Regions from separate parts of the Homo sapiens genome. Here region 1 is linked to region 2. Evidence: read pairs that join two places in POLR2A ChIA-PET (ENCODE). Cell type or tissue: OCI-LY7. All regions are shown on one strand. Each heading gives the region's core, and the rest is flanking DNA. Links, peaks and the distances in the headings are about the cores only. Region 1 overlaps DDX6 (DEAD-box helicase 6). Region 2 has its middle 26 kb from the start of CXCR5.

Evidence for each region. Peaks named below come from ENCODE experiments on the same cell type or tissue, not always from the same donor. Only the 100,000 strongest peaks of a DNase experiment are listed, where the experiment ranks them.
Region 1: POLR2A ChIA-PET joins it to region 2 with 7 read pairs; 24 of 35 experiments call an interaction of 5 or more read pairs at or near these places.

The regions. Positions count from the first base shown.
Region 1 is chr11:118,781,900-118,787,278 of GRCh38, reverse strand. DDX6 (DEAD-box helicase 6) reads left to right here. Exons shown (of 14, transcript NM_004397.6): 2 at 761-1,227. The coding sequence starts at 1,028. Among named protein-coding and RNA genes, the nearest start is that of DDX6, 6.6 kb to the left of the region's middle. RefSeq lists a silencer at 4,633-4,833. In OCI-LY7, for the core only: no CTCF peak of the experiment used is centred there; no DNase peak of the experiment used is centred there; H3K4me3 peaks cover 334 bases; H3K27ac peaks cover 398 bases.
Region 2 is chr11:118,854,795-118,860,173 of GRCh38, reverse strand. No RefSeq gene overlaps it. Among named protein-coding and RNA genes, the nearest start is that of CXCR5, 26 kb to the left of the region's middle. RefSeq lists an enhancer at 3,660-3,749. In OCI-LY7, for the core only: no CTCF peak of the experiment used is centred there; DNase peaks (open chromatin) are centred at 2,483 and 3,653; H3K27ac peaks cover 1,234 bases.

The sequences.
Region 1 (5,379 bases), core at 248-5,247, 73 kb after region 2:
AGGCTGATCCTGAACTCCTGACCTCATGATCCACCTTCCTCGGCCTCCTAAAGTGCTGGGATTACAGGCATGAGCCACTGCACCCGGCCTAAATTTTGTATTTTTAGTAGAGATGGGGTTTCGCTATGTTGTCCAGGCTGGTCTCTAACTCCTGACCTCAAGAGATCGCCCGCATTGGCCTCTCAAAGTGCTGCGATTACAGGCCTGAGCCACCAGCACCCAGCCCATAAAGTTTAATAGTTGAAATTTGTAAGGGCACAAAGGTGTTTTTTTCTGGAAGTGTGAAGTTCAAGTCAAAAGCTCACTTAAATCTATAAGGACTCTCGGTTGCTATTACAAGTAGAAGAAAATTAATGAATTGTCTTGTTTAAATTGTGTGATACTTCAGTGAGTTGTAATGCAATTAAGTATAATGAATCACTGACTTTTAGAGATGTCAGAGACTTAGAGAATTCATGGGGAGGAAACTGAAGAGAAGAGATTATCATTGACGAGTAGTGCTAATTTACTAGTCTCTTTCTACTTAATCTCTGGATTGCTTTGAATTAACAATTTTAAATGTTTGATATTGGCCTCATTGTGTTTTTGAGATAGTTCAAAGTTGTGTCTATCCTAGCTTGGCTCGTGATTTGGTCTAAGTGTAGCTGTATTATTAATTCTTTAATATAAAAGATGAGAATTCTTTTAAAGGGGTTCTTTTAAAAGGGAAACAAAGTTTTTCTGTTGTGTTTGCTAATTTAATTTTGTTTGTTTGTTTCAGATTGACGTGAGTGAATTCAGATATAACTCAAGCTTGTTAGAGGGCTTTTTAAAAATAAAAAGTTGATTCCGTGCAAGAGAGCAAGTTACTGCTGCTTACCGTTCAGAGACTTACAGGTGCTTGCCTGCATTGCAATAAAGGACTCATTTATTGAGCAAGACTTATATTTATCTCTTCATTTTGGAGAGCCTAATAAACTGTTATTACAGTTTCTCTACTGACTTTCAAAAGTTTTGAAGTTTGAAAGACCTTTGCAATTAAAACAGCATGAGCACGGCCAGAACAGAGAACCCTGTTATAATGGGTCTGTCCAGTCAAAATGGTCAGCTGAGAGGCCCTGTGAAACCCACTGGTGGCCCTGGAGGAGGGGGCACACAGACACAGCAACAGATGAACCAGCTGAAAAACACCAACACAATCAATAATGGCACTCAGCAGCAAGCACAGAGTATGACCACCACTATTAAGTAAGTGTTAGAGTAAATTATTAATAAACACTTGTGGGGAACCAAGATTTGTGTTACTTTGGTGTTGACTATTAATACTTATGCCTTAATTTAACCATTTTGATTCCAAATAGAGGACAGATGACTTTGTTTTATGGCCAGTAGGTATTTGCAATAGAATAATATATTTCTGCCATAATTTGTTCAGCAAGTAGTCATCCTGAGGTCAGATGATACACACAAATTTTGTATAAATGGTTTTTGGAAACATTTCTGGCTTTCATAATTAGTGTAAAAGTTATTAGCTTAGTTTGTTGTAAATGAATAAAATTATTAGTCATCTCGTTTTTGTCAGTATAGTTTTTTTACGACTGCACCTTACCCTAGTTAAACAGCAGATAAAGCCAACTTTATGTATTAAATTTAAAGACTCAGTCTGAGTCTTTAGAGTCTTTAAAGACTTGCCCAGCCTTCTGAACTCCAAGCATTATTCACTCAGAAAATTTTCTCGTAACTTTTTTTAGCTTATGGAACTTAGCTTTTTTACTTTAAAAAAAAAAAAAAGTTGGCTGGTTGAGGTGACTCATGCCTGTAATCCCTGTACTTTGGGGAGGCCAATGTGGGAGGATCACTTGAGTCCAGGAGTTTGAGACCAGCCTAGGCAACATAATGAGACTCTGTCTCTACCCAAAAAAAAAATTTTTAATTTTTTTCCTCCTTTTACATATAAAAAGGGAACTAAGAATTTTGAACTCACAGAACACAGTTCTGAACAGTCTCAGAAACCTTTTGTTAACCTTAAAATTGAAGAGCCTCCTCTTACTAGAGGATATTTTTTCTTTTAAAGCTGAAAGTATGTAGGCTATTTGTTACTTTTAAGTGCATAGTTTAAATTACAATATTTGAATGGTAACCATCACTTTAAAGATTCAGTTATAGGAAATTAACATTTAAGATTCTTGACTCCAGTTGATGTTTGGCTTTTGTTAAGAACTTGCCATATAGGTCCGGGTGCAGTGGCACACGCCTGTAGTCCAAGCACATTGGGAGGCCAAGGTGGGCGGATCACCTGAGGTCGGGAGTTCGAGACCAGCCTGACAAACATGGAGAAACCTTGTCTCTACTAAAAATAAACCCCGTCTCTACTAAAAGTACAAAATTAGCTGGGCGTGGTGGCACATGCCCATAATGCTACTTGGGAGGCTGAGGCAGGAGAATCACTTAAACCCGGGAGGCGGAGTTGCAGTGAGCCGAGATTGCACCATTGCACTCCAGCTTGGGCAACAAGAGCGAAACTCCATCTCAAAAAAAAAAAAGGCCAGGTGCGGTAGCTCACGCCTTTAATCCCAGCACTTTGGGAGGCTGAGGCAGGTAGATCACGAGGTCAAAAGTTTGAGGCCAGCCTGACCAACATGGTGAAACCCTGTCTTTACTAAAAATACAAAAATCAGCTGGGTGTGATGGCATGCGCCTGTAATCCCAGCTACTCAGGAGGCTGAGGCGGGAGAATCACTTGAACCCGAGAGGTGGAGGTTGCAGAGAGCCAAGATCGTGTCACTGCACTCCAGCCTGGGCAACAGAGAAATACTCCATCTCAAAAAAAAAAAAAAACTTGCCATATAAAATAATTTAACCCTGGGAATCTTTATAAGATGTTGACACTGGGTTACTGAACTGAGGTATATGTTTTATTACAACCTAGATCTTTTCACTTCCTACAGAAAAATAGCTTATACAAGCTACCAGACTGTCATATAGTTACCGTATGTGGTTCACTAGGACCTCTAAGAACTAATTTTCAGCAGAATTGGTTAGGTCATTGGGAGAATTGGTATTAGTGTATATTCTGTTATTTTTAAGGTGAATGCTTTAATTGGTATAGAAATGAATACTACTTCAGTTGTAGTTTGTCTTGGCAGAATGTAAGTAGGTTAGCAAAATTTAGACTATTTTTAATTTTTTTTATAACTTTTTTTTTTTTTTTTGAGACAGGGTCTCACTTTGTTGCCTAGGCTGGAGTATGGTGGCACGATCATGGCTCACTGCAGCCTCAACTTCCCAGGCTCAAGTGATCCTCCTGCCTCAGCCCTACAAATAGTGGGGACTACTGGCATGCACCAGTAGCGACGGCGTTTTGTCATGTTGCCCAGGCTGGTCTGGAACTCCTGAGCTCAAGTGATCTGCCCACCTCGACCTCTCACAGTGCTGGGATTACACATGTGAGCCACTGCGCCCAGCCTATTTTTAATTTTTTTTTTTTTTGAGATGGACTCTCACTCACTCTGTTGCCCAGGCTAGAGTGCAATGGTGTGATCTCGACTCACTGCAACCTGCACCTCCTGGGTTCAGTTCAAGCCATTCTCCTGCCTCTGCCTCCCAAGTAGCTGGGATTACAGGTGTCCACCATCACGTCTGGCTAATTTTTGTATTTTTAGTAGAGATGAGATTTCATCATGTTTGCAGGCTAGGCTTGAATTCCTGACCTCAGGTGATCTGCCTGCCTCGGCCTCCCAGAGTGCTGGGATTACAGGCGTGAGCCACTGCACCTGGCCTATGAGAATATTTTCTATTTAAAAAATTCTGGGGCTGGATATGATGGCTCATGCCGTTCATCCCATCACTTTGGGAGGCTGAGGTGGGAAGATCACTTGAGGCCAGGAGTTTGAGACTAACCTGGGCAACATAGCAAGACCCTGTCTCTACAAATAATAAAGGCTGCAGTGAGCTATGATCGCACCACTGCACTCAAGCCTGGGTGACAGGGTAAGACCCCATCTCAAAGAAATAAAAAATAAATTCTGATTTGGGGACAACAGTGGATTTTGATTTTTCTTTTCTGGTTTTCCTACGATTAATGGTTTCTTTTCAGTTCTGCGGTTCTTCAAATCTCATTTTCTCTGCCCTCTCTTCCATGAAGTCCTCTAGATCCCATCAAGTGTCTCAGAACACTTCTAATACTTAACCTCCGTCACTTACTTTCTCATTTTAAATAGTTTTTTCATCTCATAAGATTATAAATTTCTTGTGGTCAGGTTTTGCATTGTATCTTACGCATTATTATTCACTATTTTGTTGAATTCAACGGTATGTCAAACTGACATCAGAAACTTCGATGATACAGGCTTAGATGAAAGGCTTTAGTAGGCCGGGTGAGGTGGCTCACGCCTGTAATCCCAGCACTTTGGGAGGCCAAGGCAGGAGGATCACGAGGTCAGGAGTTTGAGACCAGCTGAATCCCCGTCTCTACTAAAAATACAAAAACTAGCCAGGTGTAGTGGCAAGCTCCTGTAATCCCAGCTGCTCTGGAGGCTGAGGCAGGAGAATTGCTTGAACCCCGGGAGGTGGAGGTTGCAGTAAGCCGAGATCATGCCACTGCACTCTAGCCTGGGTGACATAGCAAGACTCCATCTCAGAAAAAAAAAAAAAAGGCTTTAGTACAGTAGTAGTCTTGGAATTGGTAGCAAAAAGTTACCAATGTTAGAGTATGCATTATGTAGGACCTAGTTTTAAGTAAAATAAGTGGTCTTTTTGTCTGTGAATGGAGCATTTGAGATGTTTTGGGGACTCTGGTTATGTAAGAACAGCTGCAGTGAAAACTTTTTCGAAGATGTCACAGTTAAATACTTTGTCTGCAGATGTTCCCTGATCTTTTTTTTTTTTTTAAAGATGCTTTGAGTATTTATTACTTGAGGTTTTTACCTGGCCAAAAAGAGAGTTTATTTATATTCTCCTTGTTTTTATTCTCTTTCATGATTTCTAGCATTTCCAATAAAAAAGAAAGATTAAGAGATGCTCATTGGCTAATACTGTGCTATTATTTTGCCAGGCACTGTGCTGAGTGCATTATATCAATTGTTTGATGTAACTGTTAACCTATTTTGTTTTATTTATTTATTTGGAACGGAGCCTTGCTCTGGCGCAGGATCTTGGCTCCCGGGTTCAAGCAATTCTCCTGCCTCAGCCTCTTGAGTAGCTGGGATTACAGGCACATGCCACCATGGCTGGCTAATTTTTGTATTTTTGGTAGAGAGTGGGTTTCACCGTATTGGCCAGGCTACTCTCGAACTCCTGACCTCAGGTGATCCGCTTGCCTTGGCCTCCCAAAGTGTTGGGATTACAGGTGTGCGCCCACCTTATTTATTTTTGAGACAGAGTCTCCCTCTGTCACTCAGG
Region 2 (5,379 bases), core at 250-5,249:
ATCAGAGACTGCATTTAAAGTGATCCCTAGGTGATTGTATGCACATTACGGTCTGAGAAACACTAAACTAAAAAACTATGAGCTCAGAAAATCTGTGGCAAGAAATGTGTGTGAAACCTATAAGAGGAAATCCATACCACTTCCCCGAGAGACAGCACATAGCGTGTTTCTGGATGGGAATACTCAGTGGGGGGAAGATGACAATTCTCACTCGCATGAAATGGATCAAAGTGATTTTTTTTTCTACTGTCATTTTTCTTTTTCTCTATATTTTTCAAAATTGATATATCATGATGGTACATATTGGTACATATTGTGGGGTGTGTGTAGGTCAAATTGATTTTTGAAGTTAATTTGAGAGAATAAATTGGCTGGGCATGGTGGCTCACATCTGTAATCTCAGCACTTTGGGAAGCCAAGACAGGAGGATCCCTTGAGGCCAGGAGTTCAAGACCAGCCTAGGCAACATAGCAAGACTCCATTTCTACAAAAAATTGTTAAAAATTTGCCGGGCTTGATGGGTGCACGCCTATAGTCCTAGCTTCTCAGGAGGCTGAATGAGGAGGATTGCTCGAGCCCAGGAGTTTGAGGCTGCAGTGAGCTATGATAGCGCCACTGCACTCCAGCCTGGGTGACAGAGCAAGAACCTGACTCTAAAAAAAAAAATTATAAAATAAACAGACAAGAATAGAGTTTTTTTTCTTTTGGAAAATAAATACAATAAGGTAGGATTTCCCCTATTAGATATTATGTTAAGCTGTGTGTAGTGGCTCACACCTATAATCCCAGCACTTTGGGAGGCCGAGGTGGGCAGATCACCTGAAATCAGGAGTCTGAGACCAGCCTGGCCAACATGATAAAACCCCTGTCTCTACTAAAAATACAAAAAAAAAAAAAAAAAAAAAAAAAAAGCCAGGCATGGTGGTGCACACCTGTTATTCCAACTACTCGGGAGGCTGAGGCAGGAGAATTGCTTGAATCCAGGAGATGGGGGTTCCAGTGAGCTGCGATTGCACCACTGAACTCCAGCCTGGACAACAGAGCAAGACTCCATCTCATGGCTGGGCGCAGTGGCTCACACCTGTAATCCCAGCACTTTGGGAGGCTGAGGCGGGCGGATCATGAGGTCAGGAGTTCGAGACCAGCCTGACCAACATGGTGAAACCCCATCTCTACTAAAAATACAAAAATTAGCCAGGCGTGGTGGCGCACGCCTGTAATCCCAGCTACTCAGGAGGCCAAGGCAGGAGAATCGCTTGAACCCAGGAGATGGAGGTTGCAGTGAACTGAGATTGTGCCACTGAACTCCAGCCGGGCGACAGAGTGAGACTCCGTTTCAAAAAAAAAAAAAAAAAAAAAGACTCCAACTCAAAAAAAAAAAAAGAAAAGAAATGATGTTAAGAGGAATTCAGGTTCTGGAGAAAGAGAATCTGGGTTTAGGCCAGGTGCAGTGGCTCACGCCTGTAATCCCAGCACTTTGGGAGCCCGTGGTGGGCTGATCACGAGGTCAGGAGATCGAGACCATCCTGGCTAACATGGTGAAACCCCGCCTCTACTAAAAAAATTACAAAAAAAAAAATTAGCCCGGCGTGGTGGTGGGCACCTGTAGTCACAGCTACTCGGGAGGCTGAGGCAGGAGAATGGCGTGAACCTGGGAGGCAGAGCTGGCAGTGAGCCAAGATTGCACCACTGCACTCCAACCAGGGCGACAGAGTAAGACTCCGTCTCAAAAAAAAAAAAGAAGAAAATTGGGTTTGAATCTGACTTTGCCACTTCCTGAACATGTCACTGCTATGGACTGCATGGTGTCCCCTCAGATTCATATGTTGAGGCCCTCCCCTTCTCCTCCCCGTCTCCTTTCCCCACCCCCTGCCCAGCACAAAGGAAAGGGCACTTCATGAAGACACAGCGAGAAGGTGGCCATCTACAAACCAGGGAGAAAGCCCTTGCCCAAAGCTGAACCCTGCCAGAACCTTCCAGCCTCTAGAACTGTGAGAAGATATTGATAAATTTCTGTTGTACAAGCCACTCAGTCTGTAGTATTTTGTATGGCAGCCCGAGCAGACTAAGGCTGCCATCTTGGGAAACCTTCCTAACATCTCGTAGCCTCTGTTTCTTCCTCCTGTAAAATGGGAGTAAGAATATCATTTACAGCATCCTTATGAGTATTAAAGGAAATAGTATATGTCAAACACTCAGCAGAATGCCTGGCCCATAACAGTTGTTCAACAAATGACGATTACAGTGATAACAACTGCACCACTGGGCAAAAATCTGTAGAAAGACCAATGGAACAGAACAGATAACCCAGAAACAGACCTCAGCATTTCCATAAGCTCCAGGAGTGCAGAGAAAGTCTATGTTTGTACTCACCATTGTGTCATTTTCCCCATGCCTAACATATATAGGGCATACAGGAAGTGCTTAAAAAGTGTATGTTGTATTAGAATTTCATACACATGGCTGGGCATGGTGGCTTACACCTGTAATCCCAGCACTTTAGGAGGCCCAGGTGGGAGAATGACGTGAGCTCAGGAGTCCCAGGCCAGCCTGGGCAACGTCGCGAAACCCCATCTGTACAAAAAATACAAAAATTAGCCAGGCATGGTGGCACGTGCCTGTAGTCCCAGCTTAAGCCTGGGAGGTTGAGGCTGCAGTGAGCTAAGATTGTGCCACTGCACTCCAGCCTGGGGTATAAAGTGAGACTCTGTCTCAAAAAAACCCCAAAATGTAATACATGCTAAAGAAGGACTCATAAATCAGTGGTGAAAGAGAAGACTAGTCTTTCAATAATACTGGGAAAATTGCTTACAGTTTTGGACTAAAATAACCAGATTTTATTATTTCATTTTATAAAGAGGCTTTTAAACCTTTTTGGACTATGACCCACAGTAAGAAATATGTGGAACATCTCGCCTGAATATAAATTAATAATTAAAACAAAAGTTTATAAAGCAATATTTATCCTTATTATGTCAGATGGACTCTGATCTATTCTATTCTATTCTATTCTATTCCTATATTATTAAAAAGAAAATTCTGGTGTCTGCCCAGTAAATTGATCTAATAACTCACTAGTGAATAGCTACCAGTAGTTTGAAGAATATTTCTTATACCAAAATTAATTTTTAATTTAAAAAAAGAAAAAATTATAGGTAAATAATATGAGAGTTTATTTATTTATTTATTTTTGAGACAGAGTCTTGCTCTGTATGTCACCCATACAGTACAGTAGCACCATCGGCTCACTGCAACCTCCGCCTCCCGGGTTCAAGCTATTCTCCTGCCTCAGCTTCCCGAGTATCTTGGATTATAGGCATGCACCACCACACCTGGCTAATTTTTTTATTTTTAGTAGAGACGGGGTTTCACCATGTTGGCCAGGCTGGTCTCGAACTCCTGACCTCAAGTGATCTGCCCGCCTCCGCCTCCCAAAGTGCTGGGATTACAGGCATGACCCACTGAGCCGGCCAAATAATAGGAGGTTTTGAAATGAGAAATGACTTGAGATTTTAAAAATAATGAAAAAAATAACAAAGGCAAACATCAACAAATTTGAGAACACCAACATTTTAAATATGTTATAGGGACCACATATGGCAAAGGCAGCTATGACAGACAGGATGTGGTCATCACTGGAGAGAAGAGGCCAGTTATTCTTGACATCTCTTTCTTCCTCATATTCGCCCACATGGAACCCAACAGCAAGTCCCGCAGATGCTGCCTCCATTCGTGCACTTTCTCCCTGGCCACAGGGAGATCTTAGTCCAGACCTGATCTTAGCCCTGATCTTAGTCCAGACCATCATTCTCTCACTCTGGGACTGCTGCCCCTACCTCCCAGCTAGTCTCCCTGCTTCCACTGTGCACCCCACAATCCTTTCTGCTCACAGCAGCCAGAGTCATCTTTTTTTTTTTTTTTTTTTTTGAGACAGGGTCTCACTATGTTGGCCAGGCTAGTCTCAAACTCCTGGTCTCAAGCGATGCTCCTTCCTCGGCCTCCCAAAGTGCCGAGATTGCAGTCATGAGCTACCATGCCCGGCCAAGAGTAATCTTTTTGAAGTATAAATTAAATCACTCTCAGTAATCCAATTAAGAAACTGGCAAATGAAAAATCTTACAAGTGCTGAATCTTCTGTCTGTCTGTATTTATATGTGTTGTGTGTGTGTGTGATGTTTATACATAAAAGAGCTCTGATTAATTGGCAGCAGGCAAGGTGAACCCCTTGGGCGGTTACAGAATGGAAGAGCGGGACTTGACTGTGACAGGCCAGACCTCTCTGCACTTCCACATTCCGAGGAGAAACTGAGGAGTCCAAGAATTCTAAATTCCAGCTGGCTTCCTAGTTCTTTTTTTATTTTTTATTTTCCAAGATGGAGTTTTGCTCTTGTCACCCAGACTGGAGTGCAGTGGCGTGATCTCGGCTCACTGCAACCTCCGCTTCCCAGGTTCAAGGGACTCTCCGGCCTCAGCTTCCCGAGTAGCTGAGATTACAGGCACACCACCACGCCCAGCTAATTTTTGTATTTTTAGTAGAGACGGGATTTCACCATGTTGGTGACAGGCGGGCACCTGTAATCTCAGTTACTCGGGAGGCTGAGGCAGGAGAGTCATCTGAATCCGGGAGGTGGACGTTGAGTGAGATTGTGCCATTGCACTCCAGCCTGGGTAACAGAGGGAGACTCCGTCTCACAAAAGAAAAAGCAAAACAAAAAAGCAAAAAACAAAACACAGCACTTTGTAGATTCCCAGGATTTTAGGAGTTGTATGCTGGGAAATGGTGATAAAGACCAAATATATATTTCAGAATATCACAGGAGGATAAACCATATTTGGTCTAATAGTCTCTTTATAACTTGTAACTATCAGGTATATGGTCTATGAGCCTCCATCTGTATTCTCGCCCAAGCTTTGGCTTTTGGTAGAGACAGGCTTGGCTGCATGGAGGTCTTGGGCCGGGTTCTTCTTCTTGGGGAATCCAGGGGATGCACACACACAGACCCTTGGAGCTTGAGCCCCAACAGAAAATTGACCCTGAAATCTTTGAAGCTTTTATAGGAATGGAGAGGAAATGAAATTTGTCATTTCAAAGCTGAAGTTAATCCATTTTCATTCTAGGAAAACCCTCTGGAAGGGACTTTTAGTTATGTACCTGTAGGGCAGAACTCCTCTTCTGAAATGGAGATGCCTGTGGCCCTGGGGCTCCATGGAGCACCCCTCCTGTGGTCAGCTGATGAAAGGGCCTGTGTTGTAGGCAGAAAGGTGCCTCTTCGGATCAGGTTTCCCTTTAAAATTTTTGATACAGGCCAGGAATGGTGGCTCACGCCTGTAATCCCAGCACTTTGGGAGGCTGAGGTGGCTGGATCACCTGAGGTCAGG